2 separate regions of the Homo sapiens genome follow, and region 1 is linked to region 2. Evidence: read pairs that join two places in POLR2A ChIA-PET (ENCODE). Cell type or tissue: GM12878. All regions are shown on one strand. Each heading gives the region's core, and the rest is flanking DNA. Links, peaks and the distances in the headings are about the cores only. Region 1 has its middle 20 kb from the start of TAF1L. Region 2 overlaps NDUFB6 (NADH:ubiquinone oxidoreductase subunit B6).

Region 1 (7,699 bases), core at 1,532-5,531, 56 kb after region 2:
GAGACCTTTCTCTCTTTTTTTTTTTTCTTCTCTTTTTTTTCTGAGATAGGGTCTTGCTCTGTCACCCAGGCTGGAATATAGTCACATGATCATAATTCACTGCAGTCTCCAACTCCTAGGCTCAACTGATCCTCCTGCCTCAGCCTCCCAAGCAGCTGAGACTACAGCCACGTGCCACCATGCTGGCTAATTTTTTGATTTTTTTGAGACAGGGTCTTGTTATGTTGCCCAGGCTGGTCTCGAACTCCTGGCCTCAGGCAATCCTCCTGCCTCAGCCTCCCAAATGCTGGGATTACAGGCATGAGCCACTGCATCAGGCTTAGACCTTTCTTTTTACCTGAATTTTGAATATGTATCATATCACTAATCAATGTCTTCCCCATCCTCCCCCCCAGCTCCCTGATTTGGTTTCTCTTGGGGTGCCAATCCTCCTGTCCCTTACTTCCATATTCCATATGTCTATTTATTTGTGTTACCCATGAAATTGAACACAATTAGGAGAGACTAGCACGGACCAGGCATTGTAATTCTCAGACCAGAAGTCCCTGGACTTCCAGGGCCTCCAAGCAGCTTCCTCTCCAAGTCTTGCTTTAACCCACTCCAGTTATCTGGAGAACTGGATCATATTTTCTTATTGTGATTGGCTTTTAAATGAACATGTAGCCATGGTAACAACTGAGTGCTGATGATAACGAGAAGTCTTATTTAGAGAAAACCTCTTTTTATTGTCAAAGCAGCTGTGTATGTGTGTTCTTATCTATTGGAATCAATTATTCATCCCATTAGTAAATGCAGCTTTCTCTTAAACTGTTTTTGTATTAGAAGCAGGATGCTGTCTATTTAAAAGAGAACTGGAATATTCAGAATGTGTGGGTAAACCAATCCTCCTAGAATAATTTGGGAACATTGAAAAATACGCGGGAAGCCGACACGATCATGAGGGCATTTCATCTGAGGAGGACGGAGACAAATAAGGGACTTGCCCAGTGTTTTGATTTCAAGGAATTATCAGTCAAGCTGTTTTCTTCATAAAAATAGAAATATCTTAATTTTTCCTGAAAACATGTTTATTGCTAAAACTTAAAAAATATAAAAAAGTCCCCCCACTTCCTGCTTATAATCTCATACCCCCCCAACTCTTAATAGTTTGTTATATACACTTACAAATATTTTATGCATGTATGCTTTAAGCATATACACCTTGTGGGGGGGAGGTGTGTGTGTCTGTGCATACACGTGTACATATTTAACTTTTAAACACAAGTGGAGTTTATATGAGTTAGGATTACATTGGGCTGTACATAACAGAAACTCTCAAATTATGACTTGAACAAGATAAATCTTATCTCTCACCAGGGAAAAATGACAGGGCTTCTGCCATTACATCCACATTCCAAGGAGCAGATTGGAGGAGAGGGAAAGGGGCATAATTCTCTCCTTTTCAAGGAAACTTCTGATTATACTTTATTGCCAGAATTTAGTTATATGGTCCCATCTTTGCAAAGGAGGAGGGAAATGTCATCTTACTGGTGGGTTACATTGTGCCCACCTAAAAATAAGGTCCCCCTAACTTGAGGGAGAAGACTAGAATGGCTACTTGGTAGGGAACTAACTCTCTCTCCCAGTGTTACACTATTCATAATGTTCTATAACCTCCCCTTTCCACTCAATACACTGTGAGTAGATTCATTTTTAACAGCTGAATAGTACTCTCCTGCATGACTATGCCACAGCTGGTTTAACCAAACCCCTGTTGATGGGTATCTCAGTAATTTTCTTTATCCCCCCGCCAGAAAGATATTTTCTACTCTTCATATGTGAAAAACACAAAGATAATTTCGACAATACCATAACTTCTGGTCTTCCTCTCACTTCTCTCAACATTTCTAATTTATTCAGTTCAGCTAAATGCACACTAATTAAAGCCATTTTCCTTTCCTGTGCTTTATCTAGAATGCTTCTTAAGGCTAGAGTCCCTTCCTGTCAACTCCTGTGGCTGCAAATCTCATCCCTCTGTAGTGAATCCTGTTCTCTCCATTGACTACTAATCTTTAACCTACTTCTAGCATTTTTTCTACAGATATACTTTCAAATGTCGCAAAGATATATATTCAAGAATGCTTATTACAACACTATTTGTAATAACAGCAAAAACAACCACAAAGCTGGTGGGAGCAGGTGTGGAACATCTTTCATTGGGTGAGTCAAGTAAATTATGCTACATTTATGTAATGCGATACAAGGCAGCCATTAAAATACATGTGGATCATTACATTGATCCACGTATATTGCTATGGAAAGCTCTCCAAGACAAATTAGTGAGGGGGAAAATAATAAGATGCAATGTATTGCATTGCAGAATGTATTACCACCTCTCTACCATAACATTATCATATTTGTGTTTAAAATAAGAAATGTAATACATGTGAACACATTCAGTAAAACTCCTCCTTAACATGATTAGCTGAGTATAAAAATTCATCGGCCCAAAATGTGTTTCCTTTATTGTCAGTTTAACGAAGTGATCCAGACCAGGAGCTGGGAGGGGTCTAGTTTTGAGACCCAAATCCGATCTGGTCCTAAATGAGATTGGCGACACCTGATGGCAATAATCCACTCTGGTTTAAGTATTGCTGGGATACAGCTTCTAGAACAGTAGCAGTGTTTTCAGAAATCCTCCAATTAGTTGGTTCCCATTTTATCTGGCCCCAATCTAAGGAGATAGTGCCCACAGAATAATGAAGATGTGGGAACCCACATTTCACATCCCCATTTCCAAGACTGGATGGCAAGTCACATTCACACACACACCCTCTCACAAGCACCACCAGCACCACCACCACCAACACCACTGCAGCCCACATCTCTGCCTGGGCTAGGCTTAGACAGGAGAGCAGCCCATCACTAAGGACACTCCGGGATAACTTTGCCATGGATTTCATTGCATACGCTTACATTTACTCCATGCTATGCTGTTTTCTTAAACCTTAGCATGCTAGGTTTTTTGTAAATTAGTCCAAAATTATAAAATTAAGCTGGAAGGAGTATTGGACATGAACAAATAAGTTACAGCTGAAACCACTTGATTTACAGTAATAAAAAAGAAACAAAAATATAGGATGCCTATCAAAGGGCTACTACTGAGAGAGACAGGGTTGCCCCAACAGGGCAATGAAAAGATTGGCAAGAAGACCAACAATCTTTATTTATTCATTCATTTATTTTTTGAGACAAGATCTCACTGTGTTGCCCATCGCTCCAGCTCAAGTGCAATGGCTCAATCACGGCTCACTGCAGCCTTAAACTCCTGGGCTTAAGCAATCTTCTCACATCAGCCTCCCAGGCACATGGCACATGCCACATGCCACCACATCAGGCTATTTTTTTTATTTTTATTTTTTTAATTTTTGTAGAGATCAGATCACACTATGTTGCCCAGGCTAGTCTTGAATTCCTGGGCTCAAGCAATCCTCCTGCCTTGGCCTCCCAACCTGCTGGGATTACAGGCAAGAGCCACTGCACCAAGCCAAGACCAACAGTCTTAACTGGAGGATCTCAAGTTTCTTGTATGGCAATTGATACAGAATGTACATCAATAGACCTTATCACACAAGCTAAAGGGAGAATTGATTGATTCAAAGACCCTCATCCAAAGATCAGCCATGTCCCAAATTCATCAGTTATCATCTTCACTTCCCACTGTACATCGAGAGCCAGGGAGATATAGAGGAGCTAGAAGTCTTCATGTGACTTCTGGGCATGTATAAAAGACACTGAGAGCTGGAAATGGACCTTCTAGAAGGCATCCCAGTGGAGCATGAGCTCCTTTACACAGCCACTCCAGAGTGATGCCAACAGACTGGCCACTCTGTGTTCGTGGTCAGCAGGCCATAGAAACTACGTGAGTGACAAAATGTATTAGTAGCAGTGTGTGTTGGAATGAGTCAATACAAAGAAGAACACAGGCAGGAGATGTGGCTTTGCAAATCACATATGTATATTGAAAATTGGAATACACCGTTTGGTGGCTTTGAGTCCTAACACTTTCCCCCCATTTCTTGTACTTGTAGAAATATTGTTCTCACTTTTTCCTGATTTCTTTGTTTCTCACTCTATTGTGCTTAATGATTGTATTAAGGGTTGTTTCTCCTTTTTCATGTATCCTTAGGAAATGAATAATATGTGTTGAAATCAAAAGACATATAGAGCACTGTTTTAAAATTATGTGTTAGCAATAGTCAATCATGAAAATGTTGTTTAGGCAAAGCAGTTACATATCTAGGTTTTTGTTGTTATATATATACATACATACATGTATAAAAATGTATTTATATGCCATGCAAATAGGAGTTTAGAGTAGGAACTCAGAAAATTCTTTCTGGGATTCTACTGTTATTCTAAGCAATCTTATTTCTCACAATTTTTCTTTATTACTAAATTATATTTTTAAATGTAAGTATTGTCAATTAGGGTGGTATTCATTAATCCATAAATAGAATGTATTATCTAAATCACTTATGGTTTACCAATATTCACATGTAGATTGAATACACATTTGTAAGACATGTTTTATTTCTGTGCAGGGGAAATAATTGATATTTAAAATTATCTTATTCAAGTCAACTCAAAACTGTGTGAAAAACCACATTAGCTTCCTAATCAGTAAATTAGAGCACTTCCAGATTATTAAGGATTTAGTCATCTTCTAAAGCATATGCATTAGTGATTATTATTTTCCTGTATCTCATGAGTGAACATTTTGGGATGGCTAATGACATATGTATAGTGCAAGCAGTTTCTGTTTCAAATTGACCAGCAAGAACTAGTACCTAATTTTATGCTTTGTCAGTGATACTTTGTTTATATATAAGAAATATTTATAATTGATAATAGCAATGGTAATAAGAAAAACAACATGAATTGTACTGAGATTAAAAACTCAGAAAAACTCACCTGGGCTATGGGACATGATGTATGCAGGAAGATAAAATTCAAGTATATTATTAGTAAGGCATGCTGCTTCGTCTTAAAGAGGATTTTAAAAAATATAATTAGAAAAAAGTATTAGTAACAACTGACTTTAGGCTGCTAAAGAGATTTTAGAATTAATGCTATTTTTTTGAGATGGAGTTTTGCTCGTTTGCCAGGCTGGAGTGAAGTGGCCCAATCTCGGCTCACTGCAACCTCCATCCTCTGGGTTCAAGCGATTCTCCTGCCTCAGCCTCCCGAGTAGCTGCGATTATAGGCACCTGCACCACGCCCAGCTAATTTTTTGTATTCTTAGTAGATATGGGGTTTCACCGCCTGCCTAGGGCTCCCAAAGTGCTAGGATTACAAATGTGAGCCACCATGCCTGGCCAGAATTAATGCATTTTATCATTTGTGAAATTTTCTTCTGGAATTGCAGAGCTTTGGGTACATATGGGACTGACTATTGAATGACAAACCATTGAACGTGTTATTTTAAAAAGGATAGAAGAGGCCAGGCATGATGGCTCACTCCTGTAATCCCAACACTTTGGGAGGCCAAGGTGGGCAGATCACTTGAGGTCAGGAATTCGAGACAAGCCTGGCCAACATGGTGATACCCCATCTCTACTGAAAATACAAAAATTAGCTGGACATGGTGGCGGGAATCTGTAATCCCAGCTACTCGGGAGGCTGAAGCAGGAGAATCACTTGAACCCAGGAGGCGGAGATTGCAGTGAGCCGAGATCGCACCACTGCACTCCAGCCAGGGCGATAGAGTAAGACTGTCTTTAAAAAAACAAAAACAAAAACAAACAAACAAACAACAGGATAGAAGAGACAGAAACTCAGAGAAAGCCCAAAAATCCTCGAATAGTTCAAAGGATCAGCATGATGAGGTCCTCAAAGAAGTTACCTCCAAGTTTGAGGAATGGAGATGGCTCACCCTCTAGGCAGGTAAATCAGCCGCCAGGTAGACAAATCTTGAGAGTAGAGTGGCAGAATTTCTTTTTTCATTTAGTAAAATAATAACCTACATGTCTTTGTATATAATTTTAACTAATCACTTTTTTCAACAATAAAATGCTTACCTTTCTATTTAATTACCTTAACACTGTGGAGTCCATTCCCCTTGCTAATGTTTTTATAGAGCACAGAGAATTCCACAGGATAATAAGCAAGTATTGGTTATTATGTTATTTGAGTGCCTGTATTATTTTCTGGGTCATACAAAAAAGTCTAACTGCCCTTGTGTGTGTCAGAAGTTTTGATTCAACTTCTGTGTTGAGCATCTCTTACACACTAGTGTCAGACTAAGAAATGTAACCAGCAAGAGGGTCACATTTCTTTATATTTCCAAATCAAGATAAATTAAGCTCAAGAGCCTCAATGTCTAAGGTTAGAGAGAAGTCATTATTAGTCATTTAGGGATGATGGAGGAACCTCTGGCTTACAAGATCCACTAAACAGAAGGAGGAGCCTGGTTCTCAGTCTAGGTTTCCTCTGCTGTCCCTGTTCTTTCCAAGGACCTGGAGATCATCTCCAGTATTAAGGGAAGTACAGGGTACATTAATGACGAATAATAGGATTGTGGAGACAGCTGGGGGAGGGGGACAAGGAAAACACTCCTGGATAAGTGACAGTTAAGCTGAGACCTGAAGAAAGAGTAGGATGTGACGGAGCTAAGGGAACAGGACCAGTGAAAAAGGAAGAGCATGTAGAAGACCTGGGGGCAGGACAGAGCCCGGCACGGAGAGAAGGCCAGGTCTTCTCCGTAAGCACATCAACATCAGCAGCCATTAACTGAACACTCAGGGGGACCACATCAGAGTACAAAGACACAGGAGCTCTTTCTCCTACCCTTAAGAAGATCACAGTGTGGGAGTAGAGCTGGGAAGAAATTGACAAGAACACCGTCTCTTACTATACAGTTTGCGAGGGTTGTAAAGAGTTAAGCAAGAAGAGTGGGCGTGGGGAGGGAGTGCTAATCCATCCTGGATGAGCTGAGCTGAGGAGTGACTGGGGAGGAGGTGATCATGAATAAGTTAAACTGGGAGAGAGCTGTTCCCAGGCACAGGGACAGGAGAGGTGCACCCAGTCAGGGAAACTCTCATGGTCTGAATGGCCAGAGGGCGCGTGTATGCTTCAAGATGAGAATGGAGAGGGAAGCAGAAGCCAGATCCTGAAGGATTTCTGTGCAAAGCTCTGGAGTCTGAACTTTACCCAGCAGGTCAGTGGTCTCAATGGAGGTGACACCACCTCTTTGAGAGCATTTTGGACATTTGTGGGAATGTTTTTGGTTGTTGTGAGATGGGTGGGAAGGTGACCTGGTATTCAGCAGACAGGGACCAAGGATGCTGGACATCCTGAATGCAAGGAACAATCCCACACAATGAAGAATCATTTCTTATCCCAGCAGGATTCATGTGGGTGACATTGCTGTTTATAATGAGCTGAGCTGACAACCTAACTCCTGTTTTTTGTTTTGTTTTGTTTTGTTTTTGTACATGGAACACAAAATTTGTTGTGGTGGTGGTGGTGGTAGTGGTGGTTTCATTTGTTTTGATATGGTTTTTGTATATTAGAATTTTCAGGAATGAAACTTCCTTGTAAATCAGAGAACCTCATTTTGTCTAGAACTTTACCAAGAGTGGTCTCCATTCTGGAAAATCTTGATGTCAATAACAATGCTTCTCGTGGTATTTGAGCTGCCAATGATACACAGATGCTC
Region 2 (7,699 bases), core at 2,015-6,014:
AAAAAAGTTAATAGAATCTAAAAATTTGGGCCAGTCATGGTGGCTCATGCCTGTAATCCCAGCACTTTGGGAGTCCAAGGCAGGAGGATTGCTTGAGGCCCAGAGTTCAAAACCAGCCTGAGCAAGAGTAGGACCCTGTATCTAAAAAATAAATAAAAAATCAGGACCTTGTGGTATTGAAAAATCACACTACTTCAGAATTCCTAAACAATAAGTTAACACAAGAAATCTGAGCAACAGAAGCCCAATAAAACTCAAACAGAGGGACACAGCCCTATGGCAAAGATCAGTTTAAAATGAAGGTAGCCTTTGAACCAGTCTGCCTCAGATGGCCTCCACATAGCTGCCACAGAGGTGAGAGAGGCAGATGCATAAGGACAAAGAAATGAGACAAGCTGGTAACTGTGTATAGGAAAAACAGATACTGGCATGAGACACTGACTAGAAGTAAACACATTAGATGTCTACCAAATATTTTTCTTTTCATGCTTCTAAATGTTAAGGGAAATGGATGGACAAACCAAACATATAGTTTACAGAATCCTGCCAGAATGTTTGAAATTAAAACAACCTCTGGCATTCAACCTCCTGCAAGCAGGTGGCAGATTCTGAAGCCCATACAGCCCCCTAAGGAGGGCATGCTTCCCAATACCATTTAGATGTGGTCTAGGTAGATAATGAAAAGAACAAACCCCCTGGACAGAGCCAGGAACCAGGAAGAACGATGGATAAAGGTGTTCTTTCAAGAAAACAAAATCAGTGCCCATTCAAGTAATTTCTCACACACGGGTTAGGAGTGAGATTTCAGGATTGCCAAGAACCAGTGACTACTATGCTATCCAAATTCTACCACTGAACAATGGGTGTGGTTGGGGGACAAGGATACAGTTAACTTGTCTTCTTAGTTCACTGATCCTCAGATCAACAGAAGTCATATATAAACCTGACATACTATTTTACATCATCTGGAGATCATGGATTTGGGGCCGGGGTGCAATGATGGAATGGGACTTTGGGATTTCTCCCTAAGGAGAGAGACTAAGTGTGTTATGCATGGGTAAAGAAAGAAGCCAAGAGCTGTTTGGTGACTAGAAAGATGGAATGTAGCAGAAACTCCATGAACAGGGGTCTGGGAAATAGCAAAGAGCACACAGATAATATTTGGGAAGATGACAGTGAGTTTTAGCTAACAGAATTTGAGCAGAAGTGATGTAAGCTACTTCTAAGCTTAGATCCTAAAAATCATCCCCTGAGACATCCTGCCGTATCTTTGTATCACAATCTTGGAACCTCATATTCGATAGGCACGGCTGTAAGATTGAGGAAGATCACCTGATTCACAGTAGTCTGTGATGTCAACAAGAAATAAACCTCTGTTTTGTTAAGCCATTGAGATTTGGAAGTTTGTTATTACTTGTCCTATTCTAAACATATATACAATGAGCATTCTTCAGTTCCTCAAAGGGGTCATGGCACAGAAACAAGAAAGAACCACAGTGGCAAAAAATACAGAAATATGAGAAATGCTACAGGATCCCTGATATGGTCTTCTGAATAGAGCTCTCCTTTTCCTTTGAACAGTAAATGGCAAAATAAATTAACATTTAAATGGAATAAATGGAAGACTAAATAAATATAAATTGCCCAGCTGGAAAAACCAGCAAGATAATTTCCTATTTTGAGACTACCTAGGCTGTAACACACATCAATGTTACACAATAAAACAAAAGGAGAAATCCCCTACTTTTTTTTTTTTTTTTTTTTTTTTTTGAGGCAGGGTGCTCTGTCGCTAAGGCTGGAGTGCAGTGGCGCAATCTTGGCTCACTGCAACCTCTGCCTCCCAGGTTCAGGCAATTCTTGTGCCTCAGCCTCCCCGGTAGCTAGGATTACAGGCGTGCACCACCATGCCCAGCTAATTTTTGTATTTTTATTAATAGTAGAGATGGAGTTTCACCATGTTGGCCAGGCTGGTCTCAAAATCCTGACCTCAGGTGATCCACCTGCCTCTGCCTCCCAAAGTGCTGGCATTACAGGTGTTAGCCACCGCGCCTGGCCCCCACTTTTTTTTTTTTTTTTTCCCGAGACAGAGTCTCACTCTGTGACCCAGGCTGGAGTGCAGTGGCGCAAACTCCGCACACTGCAACTTCTGCCTTCCAGGTTCAAGCAATTCTTGTGCCTCAGCCTCCAGGTAGCTGGGATTACAGGCGTGCACCACCACACCTGGCTAATTTTTGTATTTTTTTTTTAGTACAGATGGTGTTTCACCATGTTGGCCAGGCTGGTCTCGAACCCCTAGCCTCAAGGGATCCACCCACCTCGGCTTCCCATAGTGCTGTAATTACAGGCATGAGCCCCCGATACCCCCTACTTTTTTTTTTCCTTTTTCCTTTTTTTTTGAGATGGAGTTTCACTCATTTCTGAGGCTGGAGTGCAGTGCCACGATCTCAGCTCACTGCAACCTCCGCCTTCCAGTTTCAAGCAATTTTCCTGCCTCAGCATCCTCAGTAGCTGGGATTACAGGTGCCCGCCACCACGCACGGTAATTTTTGTATTTTTAGTAGAGACGGGGTTTCACCATGTTGGCCAGGCTGGTCTCGAAGTTCTGACCTTGTGATCCACCCACCTTGGCCTCCCAAAGTGCTGGGATTACACGCGTGAGCCACCGCGCCTGGCCCCTCCCCCAACTATTTCTTAAACCAGCGTTCCAACTGGGACCGCTGGCCAGTTTTGGTGGCCCTTCCTAAAATTCCCCTGTTGCAACAGATAATCATTACTGTGACTAAGTCATTTGATTAAAGCAAGAATCACACTTTTGTTATTTAAATTGTGTACTTTTGAGTTATGATAGTTCATTATCTGTGACTAGAAATAGACAAGAACATAGTATGTATTCTACTATGCTAAACAATAACCTCACAAACAGCTAGTAAATACCAACTGACTACTGAGTCACCTTTTAATGCTAAAATAACTCATTTCAAATTAGTACTATAGCTCACACATTCATAGTATACATTTTTTTTTTTTGAGACGGAGTCTCGCTCTGTCACCCAGGCTGGAGTGCAGTGGCGCAACCTCGGCTCACTGCAAGCTCCACCTCCCAGGTTCACGCCATTCTCCTGCCTCAGCCTCTCGAGTAGCTGGGACTACAGGCGCCCGCCACCACGCCCAGCTAATTTTTTGTATTTTCAGTAGAGACGGGGTTTCACCGTGTTAGCCAGAATGGTCTCGATCTCCTGACCTCACGATCCACCCATCTTGGCCTCCCAAAGTGCTGGGATTACAGGCATGAGCCACTGTGCCTGGCCCATAGTATAAAATTTAAAACACCCATTAGTGGATATTAAATTCACAGATGGAGAACTTAAGGTCAAATCTTGAAAATGAGGTACAAAGCCATAGGACATGAGAGTTTGGAATTAATAACAGAAATTCAGTTGCTGTCACCATGCATGGATGTTTGCTTAGGCTCATGCCCTAAGCTCTTTACCCAACATGAAACAGGACACAGTGAAAAACTTTTGGTACTTTCAACTCCCTTTAGGAAAATCAAGGTCACAAAACACGTTTTACAGCCAGGTTGAAAATAAATGTGCTCACTTCCCATTTGAACTGTAATTGTTACCTCACGGTATTTCTTCCTGTTTTTTTTTGTTTTGTTTTGTTTTTTACAAGAATACACAAAACAGGGACTTAAACCGAAAGTGAGAAGGAAAGAACATTTTAATCTAATAATTGCTTGGAAAGGGAGGAAAAGGAAAGAGAAAAACAATAAACAAAAGAAAAATCAGAAGTGTTAAGACTTACAGGGAATATTCTGGACTTCTTTTCAACTATGCCATATGGTTTTTCCTGTAATAAAAGTTAACTCTGTGTTAATTATGGTGTTAAGAGTTTCTTCTGAAAATAAGAAATAGGTCATACCCCAAATTTTAACTTAAGCTCCAAACTTTCACAGAACTCCAGATTCACATATCCAACTGTTTACTCAACATCTCTACTTAGCTATCAAACAGGCATCTCAAACTTAACCAGGTCCCACACTTAACTTCTCCCATCCCCAAACTGTTCCTCCCCATGTCCCCCATCTCAGTAAATGACACTCTTATTCCCCCAGTTATGAAAGACAGAAACCTTGACTCCTCAGCAGAGCCTGTTAATTCTATCTTAAGAATATACCCTGAATCCAACTGGTTCTCATCACCAGCCTTGTCCAAGCCTCTATCATATTTTCACCTCAACTACCACAACAGCACCTACTAGCCTCCCTGCTTCCACTTGTGCCCTCCTATGCAAATGAAAAGTCTATTCTCCACACTTCAAGGCAGAGTACACTGATTCTTTTAAGATATGTCACTCTGCTCAAAGTTTCATAATTCTTAGAGAAAAAGCCAGTCTTTTCTCCCTCACTTACTCTACTACAGCCACAGTGGCTCCATTCCTAGGAGTCCAATTCAGTCAAGCCTGCTTGTGCCTCAAGGCCTCTGTACTTCATGATTCCTCTACCTGAAATGCTCTTCTCCTAAATACTGCTTGACCTGTATCTTCATTTCATTTATGTTTGTCTTCAAAGATCACTTCCTCAGAGAGGCCTAATTAAAATAGCAAGCCTTATCATTCTCTAGTTTTTACCCTGCTTAATTTTTCTTCTATAGACTTGTTCTCCTATAACATTAATATACCTCTTTGTTTATATATTTATTACCAGTCTCTAAAACTAAACATTTCATGAGGGGAGGGACTCAATCTGCTCTGTTCACTGCTGTATCCTGGTCTTTAAAACAATGCCTTGCACATAAGAGGTACTACATAAGTAATTGTTGAATACATGTACTTTTTATGCATATACATCTGCACAAGATACCACTGCCCAAAATTTAAAAGATTATTGGCATGATATGAGGCATAGAGAACTGGAACATGAGAGAAACTCAGAATACAATGTGAGCACTTTAAAATGTCTTTACGTGCTAAAAGGCAAAAAGACACTGAAAAGTCATCTGAGAGATGCAGAATTCAATTAGGCAGCAAAGGAGTGAGCTGAAGCAAACTGGTTGCAATCTTATTGAAGATGCAATCCTTTACCTACCAAAATCAAGAGAAAAAGTAAGGTAAGTGAGTGGCTCTGGGACCTCTACTGACACAAAATGTTTAACTAAATATGTCCATCTATGGCTCAGGAAAAATCACCTGGAAGTGTGAACCCTCAGATAAGCAACCACATTACTGTATTAAATTGTCAACCTAGTGACTGCAGTTTGTTAAATTTGCTTCTCTTAGAAATGTCTTTTCGATCCCAGAAAAATGTAGTTAAATTTAGATATGATAAAGTAAGTTAAACCCAGAGTATAAATAAGTGAATGTGTCAACTTTTAAAAGTTCTGAAAACATTGCTACATTCCATACATTCTGTTGATCAGAGTTTGTAATGTGTAAGATAATCTGGCTAACAGAGGTTTTAAAAAATTAGGTTTAGGATTCTAGTTAAAATGCATAATTGATTTGTGATTCTAGGTTGAAAAAAATTACTTCTTAGAATCATAAATTTACCATATAAATACTTCGAAATAAAATTGAACACACAAAATGTATAAATACAATTTAAAATATTTAACAGAATTTAGCTATGTTTGTAAATGGAATTGTTTCAGAAGAGTTCAACTTCAATTAATCCAAAGATAGTAAAAACAAAGGAGATTATTCTTATTTTACTAGATGCATAGTTTAATAGAATTTTAAAACTGAATTTAAAGAATTAGGAAAAAAATATGTTTTTATATTTGAAACTCAAGAACCATACATTAATCTGGATTTTAAGTCACTGTAACCAGTTCTTTCTGCACATAAAAATCACTCTTGGATGTTAAACTTTCACTGACAGAAAGTAATATATTTTCTTCTCTAGGGTCTTACATGCCAAAATAGTGAAAACATAACAGATGTATAATGAAATGAAGTAGCCTTTTTATGAACATAAACTTTTTTAAAGCCCATCAACAACAGAAATACAAACTATTCTCTCACCCTTAGATATACAAATTGTTAGCCCTTTTTAATAGTTGTAGAGAGAGTTTGTGTTGGTTTGTAATGTGAAAATCCCCTAACCCAACTCTAATTCCTCTTAGAACTAACAATCTCATGTTTCTAACACATAAGACAGGCCATGTCCACTTGGACATCTCCAAAACTGCCATGGCAGCACACGCTCCTAAAAAATTCACTATTTTCTTTTTTTTTTTTTGAGACAGAGTCTCGTTATATCGCTCAGGCTGGAGAGTGCGGTGGCCCAATCTCGACTCACTGCAACTTCTGCCTCCTGGTTTCCAGCAATTCTTCTGCCTCAGCCTTCTGAGTAGCTGGGATTACAGGCACATGCCACCAAGCCCAGCTAATTTTTTTGTATTTTAGTAGAGATGGGGTTTCACCATGTTGCCCAGGCTGGTCTCGAACCTCTGAGCTCAAGCAATCCACCCGCCTCAGCCTCCCAAAGTGCCAGGATTACAAGCATGAGCCACCACACCCAGTCTAAAATATTCACTTCTATCCCATCATCAGAAAGCCCTCCCTTCCAATACCCTACTTGTAATTTCCAAGGCTAGAGATTTTGCAGTCATAAATGACTGTGAACTTTGGTTTTATCCCCAACTTAATCAACCACCAACTTCAGGTGTTTCTTCCTTTAGAAGTGTCTCTGGCTTTATTTTTCTTCTTCATCCCTGCTATCTTCACCCTAACCAGATTCTCAACTGACATCTACTAAAACGCAATGGCCTCCAGCTGATCTGCCCTGCTGTCAGAACTTTCTTCCCTTCAATTCACCATCCATTTCAATGTTTTTCTTTGTTTTCCTCAATGTATCACATTCATCAAGTCACTCTCCCATTAAAAAATGGAAAGCTTCCCATTGCCTATCACATGCAGTTCAACTTCTTCTATCTAACTTTCAACACCTTCCATAAATTGGTCCCAGGCTACCTAGTCAACAGACCTTCCATTCTAGTCAGCTCCTCAGTCTTAGGTACATACGGCCACGTTCATTACTGACTCCATATGTTTGCTTCTAACAGGAATTAACTTTTTTCCTCCGTACTCTTTCCCAAATTATACCTATCTTCCAACTTTACTATAAAGTCTTTGAGGTCAGGAATTTGGTCTTGTATATTCTTTCTATAGCAATAAAGGAAGAGGACATGCTAGGCACTCCGTACTTGTTAATCAAGGGGCTTAATCTGCTTAGTACACGGAACAAAGATGTCAGCAATCAGAATTTTAAAGAGTCTACACAATCAATAGAGAACACAATCAAAGAGAGTAAGTTATGTTGGGGGCAGGGGTGTTCTGAAAACCCCCCAAAATTTTGGTTGTTTCACTCTTCTGTCAATAGGCTAACAGAAAGCCAACATTCACTGGATTATCTATAATTTGTTAGACAGTCCTTAACTTCTGTCTTTATTCTGAAATAATTTTAAACTTACATAAAGCTGCAAGAATGAAAATAATTTTTTCCTTGAATCACTTTATAGTAAATTGCTGACTAGTTTATTACTCTAGTATACTTCCTACAAGCAAAGACAATATTCTTAAAATAATTACAATACAACTATCAAGATCAGGAAATTAACACTCATACATTACTATCTCTACCTGATCTAAAAAATCCATTCAAATCTTCTCAATTGTCTCAATAATTGTTTGGACT

The links. ChIA-PET counts read pairs that join two places held together with the same protein. Peaks named below come from ENCODE experiments on the same cell type or tissue, not always from the same donor. Only the 100,000 strongest peaks of a DNase experiment are listed, where the experiment ranks them.
Region 1: POLR2A ChIA-PET joins it to region 2 with 6 read pairs; 3 of 35 experiments call an interaction of 5 or more read pairs at or near these places.

Annotation. Positions count from the first base shown.
Region 1 is chr9:32,611,500-32,619,198 of GRCh38, forward strand. No RefSeq gene overlaps it. Among named protein-coding and RNA genes, the nearest start is that of TAF1L, 20 kb to the right of the region's middle. In GM12878, for the core only: no CTCF peak of the experiment used is centred there; no DNase peak of the experiment used is centred there.
Region 2 is chr9:32,555,103-32,562,801 of GRCh38, forward strand. NDUFB6 (NADH:ubiquinone oxidoreductase subunit B6) reads right to left here. Exons shown (of 4, transcript NM_002493.5): 3 at 3,808-3,852. It also overlaps a transcript of SMIM27 not described here. Among named protein-coding and RNA genes, the nearest start is that of TOPORS, 6.4 kb to the left of the region's middle. In GM12878, for the core only: no CTCF peak of the experiment used is centred there; no DNase peak of the experiment used is centred there; H3K27ac peaks cover 981 bases.